Linked DNA regions of Homo sapiens: all the other regions are linked to region 1. Evidence: read pairs that join two places in POLR2A ChIA-PET (ENCODE). Cell type or tissue: MCF 10A. All regions are shown on one strand.

What was found. ChIA-PET counts read pairs that join two places held together with the same protein. Peaks named below come from ENCODE experiments on the same cell type or tissue, not always from the same donor. Only the 100,000 strongest peaks of a DNase experiment are listed, where the experiment ranks them.
Region 2: POLR2A ChIA-PET joins it to region 1 with 14 read pairs; 2 of 35 experiments call an interaction of 5 or more read pairs at or near these places.
Region 3: POLR2A ChIA-PET joins it to region 1 with 15 read pairs; 3 of 35 experiments call an interaction of 5 or more read pairs at or near these places.

Annotation. Positions count from the first base shown.
Region 1 is chr6:143,335,866-143,339,865 of GRCh38, reverse strand. AIG1 (androgen induced 1) reads right to left here. Exons shown (of 6, transcript NM_016108.4): 6 at 1-227. The coding sequence ends at 190. Among named protein-coding and RNA genes, the nearest start is that of ADAT2, 110 kb to the left of the region's middle. In MCF 10A, a CTCF peak has its summit at 2,089 (motif pointing right); DNase peaks (open chromatin) are centred at 2,125, 2,445, 2,785 and 2,915.
Region 2 is chr6:143,284,713-143,288,712 of GRCh38, reverse strand. The region is part of intron 4 of AIG1 (androgen induced 1); the gene reads right to left. Among named protein-coding and RNA genes, the nearest start is that of ADAT2, 160 kb to the left of the region's middle. RefSeq lists an enhancer at 1-68. In MCF 10A, no CTCF peak of the experiment used is centred here; a DNase peak (open chromatin) is centred at 2,272.
Region 3 is chr6:143,268,772-143,272,771 of GRCh38, reverse strand. All of the region lies in intron 3 of AIG1 (androgen induced 1), which reads right to left. Among named protein-coding and RNA genes, the nearest start is that of ADAT2, 180 kb to the left of the region's middle. In MCF 10A, no CTCF peak of the experiment used is centred here; a DNase peak (open chromatin) is centred at 1,611.

The sequences.
Region 1 (4,000 bases):
GTGAGTTCTTTTGGAAACAACTGTATTCTATGTTTATACATATTTATATATAAAAGGTGTCCTCATTGGGGGAGGGGGGTGCTGATGCCACCAAGTTCCTTTGAAGCCTTTTCTCCCCCACTGCCAATGCCCGAGGGGAAGGAGTCTTCAATGGCGGCTCAATCTAGCTCTTGCGTTTAGACTTGGATCTCATTCCAATTTAGGCTTTTCTTTCTCTTCTTCCATACCTAGAAATACAGGCAAAGTGTTTTATTTGAGCATCAGATTAAACCACAAGCAGTTTGTTTAATCTGGCTTGCTAACACTACTCACACATCCACTCATCTGCCCTCACTTCTCCCATTCACCCTCCTGACACACCCCCTATTCCCTCCTAGCTAAGAAGGAAAGCCATGCACAACTTTCTCCAGAAACATCCTCAGTGACCTCTCTTCCCCACCCTTTCCACAGAATCAGGACACAGCATCTCTGGGACACACCCAGCTCCTATGGCCTCTGGGAGACAAGGCTTCAAGTTGATTCATGACTTGCTGAGTTTGCATGGAAATCCCAGCTAGACTGCTTTTTAAACCAGCTTCTGGCAACATGAGGTGTGCAACTCATGAGTTTCAAACAGACTTCATTTATTTTTACTTTAGTCCTGTCTCTTCCTAAGGCAAGGACTTTGGATTTTAAAAAGCCATGCTTTTTTTTTTCTTGTTTTCTTTTTAAAGTTCATAGAGAGTTTATTAGCCATAAGAGCTGTTTATTTCCATACTCATGAATCTTAAACTGCAATTCTCTCTCTATTCAACCCAATCCTGGTAGAATCATGTTTTTCTTCCTGAAGGACTTGTATGTACTGGACCAGTAAGAACCTTTGCCTGTTGTCTGTAGAGAATAGTCGATGATGTTTCATGTTCCTGAAGATGAAAATGTTCATCATTTTTAGGAATTATAGTTAAATCTGGCAAGTGCTTCTTGCTTTTTTCTTTTTCTTGTACCTAAACATTTTTTGAATCATACCAAATTCTCAGTTTCTTTGTTTCAATAGCAAAAATGAAACAAAATAACTTAAAATACCACTTTGCAGGTTTTGTTAGTATTCTTTCATAAATTGCAAGCTTTCTGAGGGTAGGGCCCTTCCCTATTTTGTTCCCCAGCACCTAACATAGTGTGTGTGTCTCATTGCAGGAGCTCAATTAATCTTTGCTGAATAAAATTAATAAGCAATGAACACAGAGAAGACCTCAGAAGCCTGGACTAGTGGAAAGCAGAACAAAATATGGGACTCCACAATATGAAAATTATAAAATTTAACCCCAGAGGGTCATAATGTTAGGGCTTACAATAGGAAGGACTCCCCCACCACATAACCCCAGCTCCTGGTATATGTTTTGTGCTGTCAGAGTAGTGGTGGTGGAATGTGGGTAACGTGCTCTGAATGAATGTCCCCAGATGATCTTTTATGTTTGGTTTTCATGGCTAAGGAACTGGCAGAGATCTGGAGCACTTTTTCCAAAGTCCTTCTCAGAAATCCTATGAAGGAAAACTTCAAATTGAGGAGTAAGGACATCTGACGGGAGGAGGAACAGGTTTGAAGGCAAGAAGGTACAACACGCCTTCGTTGTTGGGTAACCACGGAAAGAAGAAAACAGCACAGATTCAGCTCAAACAGCACATGTGTCTTGAACCTCAGCTCTGTCCATATTCCCTCTCCTGTGGAGAAGCTATCAGGGGCTAAGAGCAGTTTGCTTTTCTTTTTAAAGTCTGTTTTTTCCAAAGCGTTCTCCTGCAGATGGGTTGACTTGGCAGCAGTGCTGGAATCTTCAAAAGCGCGGGTGGAGAACGGGGGGTATTCATTGACCTAGAGAGGGAAAATGGCTTCCCACCTACTTTAGTTTGGCAGCTGTGAGGTAGACAGAAAAAATTAGACAGCTGTAAATAATGTTTGCAAGAACCAGAGATAAAATTTCCAGGCAAAGGGCAGGAAGAAACCTATCGCAAAGCGAAGGCAGGATACACTTTTGGGACCAGAGGGGACAAGACTGCAGGGCGCTGAGGGAGTCAGTCACATGCCCTTCCTGCAGGCCGGTGGAGGGCTCCACCAGGGGGCAGTGCTGGGACATCGCTAGACCTGGATGGGCCTGGGGGGAAATGACCTGCACGGGTAGCTGGAGGAGAAGAGGTGCAGGTTTCTGCACACATAGACGTCTCCTGTCTCCCCGCTTGCCTACTTTCTCTGTCCTCACACCAACCTTTTGGTTTTGAAAAGACTCATTTCTGGTCTTACAAAATGTAGCTTTAGTAAGACTGGTCAGATATACCAAAATTGGGATAAAGTCTTAGCTTAAGTAAAGAAATATTTCAGCTGTGAATTGTGTCCCCCCCCGCGCTCCACCCCGCCAAACTGCTACATCGAAGTGCTTAACTCTCAGTACCTCAGATTGGGAGAGAATGCCAAGGGTGTGGCTGGACAGCCATGTGCTAACGAAATTAGGTACGTGACTCACGGATCCAATCAACCTCCACAGTAGATGCCAGAAATAGAGAGGTGGTTATCTGAAAAAGATCCGCGGAGTGCCCTCTTGTCTGACTGCTTGGACCCCCATGACTTGCATGGGAGGCCAATAAGGTTTTTGAGAATTTTATACCAGCAGAAACATTGACAGCATGGACTGAAAGGGACAGAGACAGGATGAAATGAAGGACCAATGGCTTCAAAGATGGTTCAGCGACTGGCTCCTCCTTGGTTGTAGAGGGTAGAACTATTGCCCAGGGCTGTGGGGGTGGGGCTCCTGTGACCCTGTGCCTGGAAGGCAGGGCTATGCATCCCCTCCCCTGTGAGCCCTGAGGACAGAACATCTAGCCAAAGAGGATTATTTTCAAGCCTTAAAATGGAATGGAATTTCCCCCGCTAGCTTCAGACTTGCTTGGGAACCATGATTCTTTCTTTTTTTTTCCCCCTGCAACTTCTCCCTTACAGAATGGGAATGTATATTCTATGCCTGTCCCACCATTCTGTTTTGGAAGCAGATAACTTTTTGTCTGGTTTCCCAGGTTCACACACAGCTAGAGAACAATTTTGCTTCAGGATGACTCATACCCTGAGTGTCACGCATACCCAATTTTATGATATTTAAGATGAGATTTTGGACTTGAGAGTTGATGTCTGAAAGACGTTTGGGGTTGTTGGGATGGAATATTTTCATTGGGTGAAGGACATGTATTCTGGTGGGGAGAGAGTGAAGTATTATGAGCTGAACTCTGTCCCCCACTTCCAAATTCATATGCTGAAATCCTAACCCCCAGGATGTGGTTTTAAAGTCAGAATGTGACTTTACTTGGAGATAAGTATTTACAAATGAGGTCATCAGGGTGGGCCCTAATCAAATACAACTGGTATTCTTATACAAAGGGGAAATTTGGAGACTGGACTGAACATCAGTTAGAAGGCACTGGCTCTGCCATCACCTGTTCTGGAGGGTCACTTAAGATTTTGGGGCCTCAGTTACTTTTGGTGAAAGGAAAGGGTCGGTTTCGATGATTTCCAATCTCTCTTTCAGCAGTAAGATTCTGCAATAATGTGATTTTTATCTTGAAGTTGTAGCTAACATAAGTTACCCAAGTAGACAGAGTTGAGCTATTAAAAACCATTATGGAAAAAGGAGGGTGGCTCCAATGCAATCTTCCTTCTTCTTGGGGGATTGTATAGTAACTGATGTGAAATACTCAGGATTGTAGTACTGTACTCCCATGTCCTCAATTCATCCTAACACACTGCTTTTAGTGAGTAGTTTTTGACTCAACAGCTAACAGAATCAGGCAGCTAATGTGACTGAGTAAAGTGGCCAGGTGAGAACGAGGGAAAGTTAGTCATCTAAAGTGGATAACTGATACTCAATTCTTTTTTCTTTTCTTTCTGTTTTTTTTTTTTTTTTCTGAGAGTTTCACTCTGTGGCTCAGGATGGAGTGTGGTGGCACGATCTTGGCTCACTGCAACCTCTGCCTCCAGGTTGAA
Region 2 (4,000 bases), 51 kb after region 1:
CATGGTCACTCGTATTGCCTCAGAATAAACCTCTTTAAATATTTTACAGAGTTTGCTTTTTCCATTAACACTTCTGACTTGACTTTGTTTTATTTTCTGTGTTGGAAAGTTATTCAGTGAACACATTTGGGGAAATGAGATTTGGAATATGGAATTTGTTTAAAACCACTAGGGTGCAGAGACAACAGACATCTCTATTTTGCTTTAAATACACTCACAGCAGTTGACAAGGAATATTTATCCATAAGTGGAAACACCCAGGATCCATTTTGTCCCCTTCACTAAGGCCTACTTGCTCTTGATGTGTCCTGGGTTGAGAGATCAGCACGTATTATACATGGCTTCTGAGATCTCACATGGGCTCTGATTGAATGAGAAACCCCTGAAGGAGGGAGAATAGCCAGGGGCTGGAAGAAGACTCCTTAGGAGAGAGACCATTCTTGAAGCTTTGAGGGTGTACATTTCCTAGGGTCTGAGTTGGTTTCCTCTTTCTGTATCTTGCAGACTGAAAGGCAGAGCAATGAGAAGCAGAACTGCAGAGACAAGGATTCCAGGTGCTTGGAAGTGAGGGTGGAGCCAGCCCGGGAAAAGATTCAGCCCCAGACGGCTGCACCAGGTGGAGCAAAGATGTCTTCTCTTTTATACATGTCAACTAGAAGGTGACAAGAGACAGGAGCCCATGATCTTAAAGCTCCCTGTGTTACCCAGCACCCCTGTAAGATTTCCTAATCATTCTTTTATAATTAAAAAAAAGATATTTTCATATCCCTTAGAGTTGTTTATGACTATTAAAATTGTTTTTGATTTTGTGCAAGTGATCCAGAATGAGTAAAAAGAAGAGAAAACACTTATGGTAACTAAAATTCTCAAGCCTTGAAAAGGAAACATTACTGTTTATACTACTATTTGTTGAGAAGCATCTCAGGACTGATAAATAGCAAATATAGATTTTTTTTTTTTTTTTTTTTTTTTTTTACTGTAGTCAGGCATTGTTCTATGGGCTTTATATACAATAACAGTGTCTTTCCAACTATGGGGTACATTCTGTCCTCCTCTCTGTTTTACTTCTGATTAAGCTAAAGCCTAGAAATGTTTCCAACCCAGAAAGTGGCCTCAGCTACCAGGCTTGGCTGGTTCTTATGTATTTCTTCTAAACAAAATAAAAAACTCACTATGTTCATTCATAGAGTTACTCTTCACACAGCAAGGGCAGTGGAGGGTCCGGTTAACAGACTACAATCTGCAGCCACACAATGGGGCTTGCACCGTAGTTCTGGCAAGAGTCCAGTGGCTCACCCTGGGCAAGTCATGTACTCTTTCTAAACTTCAGCATACTTCCCTGTAAAATGGGCAAGATCATGCCTATCTCTAAGGACTGTTTGGGGAACTAAATAAGATAATATTTGAACTGAACTTGGCACAGTGTCTGGCTCAAAGGAATGGTACCCATTATGATTCCTGATACTTAAACTCTTATATCAGACACCAAGGAGACCTCTGTATGTATCCGGAATGCTAAGGGTCCTCTCATTGATTAGGGAAAATCTCACAAACGGGGTGCAGAGAAATGTGTGTGTGGGAGGGTTGATGATGGAGGGGGGTGTCCAGGAAAGGAGTTAAGAGCTTCCCACAAATGGACAGGTGATGTTTGGGCTGGGGGAAAGAGAAACATGGCAGGGAGGCAGAAGTCATCACGGAAGGAGACCGGGATGGCCTTTAGATGCTAAGCTTGGGGAGGACTGCAACGGGGCTGGGAAACAGAACCACCGAGAATGGGAGCTCAATGGGAACCAGTCAGTGGGGAAAGTCCAGGTATCCCTTACTTTCTCTACTCTCACTACCCAAACCTGGGAAGAGAATAGATTCAGATGCGGAGGGCCACTGGATAGCAAGTTAGAGTCCCAGCAAAACAGCCAGCAGCCTGGTCAGCCCCTGAGGTATAGATTTAGCTCAACCTTACTCAGTATTGCACAGGCCATCTATTTCTTTTATAATTTACATGTGATGAGAGGAATGCTTTCTTTCATCTTGGCATGGGGCTCTGGAATGTCCAGTTACAACCCTGGTATGCTATCAAAAGATTTCATATCCCGAACCTTTGGCTGTTGTGTCACGGGTATGTCGGCCCTAACATAGTCTGAAAGGAAGCAAAAGCCAGTACCTTTTTGATAACAATTAAAATCTTGGATTTACATAATGGGACATGACGTGAGGGCCATTGTTTAGCATTTGGCACAGTTATGAATGCCCAGGGCAGAACACCAAAGGAAAAAGTCTACTTTGAATGCTTTCTCAGAACAAATCTGAGAGAATTCACTGGTTAATGTAAATACATGTCCAAACAAGTACTGGTTTGCTTAGGGAGTACGCAGAGCTGGCAAGCCTCACTTGGCATGCAGAGAATGAGTAATGCTTCATTTTAATGAGGGATCTTGGGGGTCTATAATGAGGACTATGTGGTATTTCCCATGTGTCTCTTTGGAACGTGGACTGATTCTACCCACAATGGAAGACAGGCCATCAGAAAGTACATAGTTCCTGAAATCTCTGGGGCTCTACAAGATGCAGATAATTTAATAGCATATAAATGAATTTGCAGAAATATACCTAGAGTTCCCAGAGTAAAGAACTTGCCTTTTCCACAGGTAAGCAAATATGAGTGCAAAGTAACAAGACCGTATTTGGGGTGGGGGTGGGATGCGAGACTGATTTTTAAACTATGGCTATAGGAAGTTCCAGGTATGTTTTAAACATCTGTGGCATCCCTGGAATAATTGTGCAGCCTCCCTACTTGACTATTCTGAAAGATAACACTCATTTGAATATAAGTTCATATGTATAAAGGACATAAATCTATTTTTAAGACACAACTTTAGTCATATTGCAGGTGTGAGTTCTGATCATTTGGACATTTTTTATCAGAGAAAGTCAACACTTAAGGTTTTGGATGAGGCAAAAAACTTAGAAAGTAATTAGGAAAACAAATACTTCCCTAGTCCTTGCAAGTGGTCTTTACTAGTTGATGGAGGGGCCAATGGGAGAAGCTTATTTATTTATTTGTTTATTTTTGAGACAGGGTGGAGTGCAGTTGCGTGATCTCGGCTCGCTGCAACTTCTGTCTCCCGGGTTCAAGAGATTCTTAACACCTCAGCCTCCCGAGTAGGTGGGATTACAGGCGCCCACCACCACACCTGGCTAATTTTTTGTATTTTTAGTAGAGATGGGGTTTCACCATGTTGACAAGACTGGTCTCGAACTCCCGGTCTCAAGTGATCTGCCTGCCTGGGCGTCCCAAAGTGCTGGGATTACAAGCGTGAGCCACAGCACCCAGCTGGGGAGGAGCTTTACCACATGGTCGTAAAGCTCCTCCCAGCTGGACGCGGTGGCTCATGCTTGTCCACATGGACATCCTCTGGATGTCCCCTTATATCCAGCCACAGGGTGTGACTTCCTGAAGCAAATCTCCTTTCTGCTCAGATTTGGGGCATCATGTGATTGTTTATGCAAAGTGTGTCAGGTACTGTAGTGACCTTTATTTTATTTTTCAACTCCAGCTGGAGCAAGATGCTCCATGGAGATAGGGCCTCCCAAAGAGCTCTAGGATTTGGGGGGATTAAGTACAATTGAGGGGTTTTTGGAAGAACACTATCCAGTCCTTTGGGCTTAAAGGAGGGGATGGTGAACCAGAACTCAGGACAAAAGAGTCCCAAGAGGCAGAAATGCTGGCAGGAGGGACCTCCTCTGTGCGTGTTAATATGTCAAAGAGGACTTGGAATTATAAAGAGAAATAAGAAATTCTCTATGTTAAGATAAATAATTTTTGAAGTGTTAAAAACCTGATAAGAACTGAAATTAATGTGAAGTAGACTCGCCAGGCAAAAATTCTTTTATCAGATAAATTTGGCACCTCACACTTGGATCTGAATTGTGCACAATAGATCAAATGAAGATTTCTTGTGGTTTATTTATCCCAATATTTAAAAACAGAACAGTTTAATGC
Region 3 (4,000 bases), 67 kb after region 1:
CTACTTTTCTAGATTAATCTTATACCACTCTGGACTGGCAACTGTTATTGTTCCATTAAAAGACCTCAAACTTTCACGTCTTTGTTCATCTTCTTTCTGACTGCAATCCCTTAATATTTGGGATCTTATCCTTGGTATATACATATTGCAGAGTCATTTTCCTCCCATCAAAGAATCAGCCTCACATTTCTATGCTTCCTCAGTTAGGCGGGGCCACAGTAAGCTCTAGTCCTGGCCAATGGGCCTATTATTAACAGAAGCGATGTGGACACTCTTAGGCCAGTGCATTTAAAAGCTGGTGTGTGTTCACTCTCTCTCTTCTCTACCATAGTGACCTGAGAGCCACATGTTAAGATCATAGATGGAAGGGTTCTGGATCCCTGCATTACCACCTGGAAGAAAGCTGCTCTGGAGGGTCAACTGGATAACAACATACTTTGTGTGAATGAGAAACTTTGTGGGGTTAATCTACAGAGAATTCAGAATGAAGTTACTATCTTCGGGTAAGTTAGCCTATTCTGACTAATACACTATTCCATAAGGTCAGCTCTGTCTCGGGCGGAGTTAATCCCTCTTTTTCGTGTTCCCACTGCATACCTACATGATGGCACTCAATGACTATACTGAGATCTATCTCAGTATAATCAAATAGAAATAGTATACACATACAGTATAGAAATAGAGTAGTAATATACCACATAATGCTATAATTACCGTAAGGGAAGGTGACCCTGATGCATTGGAAGTACTTTAGGGAGAATGTACAAACCAGTTGACCATTGTATGCTAAGCTTTTGTTGAAGGAACCTATTAGTATGACTTCCCCTTAAGCAAATCTTCTTTTTCCATTAACTTTTCTTAGAGAAAAAAACACTTGCAATTTAAGAGGAATAAGAAATAAGTTCTGAATGCAATTTATAAGCAAACTGAAAGATATATTCATCTTTAAGGGACAAAAATGATAATTTCCTATTATGTAAAGAAAGGGAGCTATTTTGCCCCAAATCATAATCATATGGGAATAAGCCACCAAATTTAAGCCGCGTATTCACAAAATATGTAGAAGCATTAATTTTTCAAGGTGAAAATAGTAACACATTTCCATCGACTTTTATAATTTCATCACGCTCCCATGTATCACAGTGAGGAAGCAAATTTCAATGGTACTAAAGATGCTTCTTCACTAAGTTTTCAAATACAATGATTTCAAATGGTTTTAATTTACCCTTGTTTATGATGAAAATAAATGTTATTTTGATTGATTGGCAAACGTCTACTAGCAGCAATAAGAGCAATTATGTTTGACATGGAGACATTATAAAATCTATAACCCAAACCTTTAAAGCCTGATTTAAAATGTCAAATTTGACTTATGAGAACCCGTTATAATCCTGCTTCATGCAAAAAGCATTAGGTTAATGCTGGAGCAAAGTACTCTTGCCAAGCATGGACTGGCATAATTAATCAGGGATATTTCAGAAACGAATCATCTCCAAGGGGTTATTGATTTACTGTCATGACATGTTTTTCTTATGGGCTGAGATGGTGCTCTGGAGCTGGGATGCACTGGCATGTATTTTTCAGTGACTAAGCCTTGATCTGTCCTCCTGGATTACTGCCATCTCTGCACTGACATCTGCAAACACTCACATTTGACGGCCTCATGCCTGAGTGTGGTGGCTTCCAAGTTGATTAGAATTAGTTCAGAGGGGTTTTGGACTAGTCTGAGTGTAATCGAAAGCAGAGAACCATGAGTCTCAAGAGACTGGCAAGCACCCTGCAAATGGCATTATATTAACAGAGAATGTGCCTGTGCATATGCACACACACATGCAAACATACGCAAGCACACGACATGCAAGCCTATATACTAGTACAGATTCATGCATTTGCACACATGCAAACACACACACTCATCCATGCACACACACACAAGCACACATACCCATGTGCACACACACAAATGTGCACACACACATATTAACATACTTAAAGAATGAAGAATATTTCAGCTTTAATCTTCAAGGTCATCTCTATCACCTATTAAATGAAATTAAAGCTCTTAGAGAAATACTAACTTATTTAAAGACATATAAAGTAGTTATAACTTAGCTGTTTTTCACAATGATTCCATGACATAAGGCAATGCTCTCAAAAGGGGCCTTTAGAGCCCAGTATAGTCTAGAGTTCTCCCAAAGATTATAGGAAAAAGCCAAGGGAGAAAAAGGCAATTTAGCTCACAGCTCAAAACCTTTTCTCCGTAGTCTTTGGCTTTGCAAAAAGAAAATGACACACTTTCAACACAAAGCATTGTGGGTAGTTATAGAAGCGTGGGTGGGAAGACAGTAGGTAATAGGTGGAGAAAGGCCTCTAAGAAATGGATAACATTTCTGTTACATCAAATTCCTATGCCTTTTTCAGGTCTTTGCTCATGTTTTATTTCCCTGTACATTGCATATCTTGCTTAGGCTGCCTGGATGATTCTGTGGTCAATGCTGAGCTCAGATGAATGGAGACTCTAGTGACCACATTGGCTCTGCTAAGTGTGGGAAGAGGGGGAAAGGATGGGGCCAGGAAGTCTTTCACCATTAGCTGGCTATGTAACTTTGAGCCAACTGGAGCCCTTCTGGACCTCAGACTTGTCATCTATAGGAGTCTGCAGTACTGGACAGTAGGGGTCCTGTTTGAATCTTGGGAATTTTTGTCTACATCCGTGATGTCACATTTTTTGTATCCAGTGTTTACATCTGCCCTTCCTTCTTCTTCCTTCACTATATAAACTCTGAGTTTAAATACTATACCATATCACAGAAAAGTGCACAAATAGTGAGTGTCCAGAAAAATCAACAAATGTTCCTAAAGTGAACTCACTCCAGTAACCAGCAATTGGATCAAAAACAGCTTCGAAAGCCTTCCAGAATATCCCCTTCAGACTTCTTCTTGTCACAGTGAATCTCCATAAAGGCAACCACCACTCTGACTTCAAACACCATACATCAGTTTTGCCGATGTTTACATTTGTATAAATGGAATCATATGTTATGTCTTCTTTTGTGTCTGGCTGCTTTTGTTCAATATTATATTTGTGATATTCATCTGTATTGCCTTGTGGAGCTGTAGTTTTCCTTCTCATTGCTGCATAGTACTCCATTGTGTGACTATAATATGATGTATTTATTCATTCTGTTATTGATGACACTGTGGTTCTCTCCAGTTTGGTGCATTTGGCAAGAGTGCTGCTATGCCCATTTGTGTGTATTCTTCTTTTGGTGGGCATGCGTGCATTTTTCTTAGGCATATATACTGAGGAGAGAAACTGCTAGCTCATAGGACATGATCACAGATATTCAACTTTAACAGACAGAGTCAAAGAGTTTTCCAAATGATTGTACCAATAGACCCTCCCGTCAGCAGTGTATGAGAGTTCCACTTATTCTGAATCCTTGCCAGCACTTGATACTGTCTTTTTCATTTGAGTCATTCTCATGCTTGCCCTTTAAATTTCAGTGCTTTATTTCTAACTTATCACCTTCTGACTCAAGCCATCCAGATTGTCCTACTGTTGCTGGTCAGGTTCCCTGTGTGGCAGATTCTGAGATGGAAATCAGCATGCAGAAGTTTATTAGGGAAGTGTTCTAGGACCAACACCTGTCCAGGGAAAGTAAGAAAGTGTGATCTAGGTAAGGAAGGTATGGCCTTGCAATGCAGTCTGAACAAGGGCCTGAGCCCACCCTACTAGGAGCTGCAAAGCTGTGAAGGCCCTGCCCTTCAGAGTTGCCCCTAATAGAGGAAGTGGGTCAGGTCTTTATACCCCAGCATGGACCAGTTATGGGATGAGGGCTGCCACAGGAAGGGGGTCTGAACTTAGTAAGGCTGCTGTCTTCACATAAGGGCAGTTCTGGAGAGGGCTTAGAGCAGAGGGCTGAAACTGACGGCACTCCCACCTGCTGGGGAAGTAAGTCCAATCCCCAAAGGGGACCTGTGTGGCACATCCTGGCAT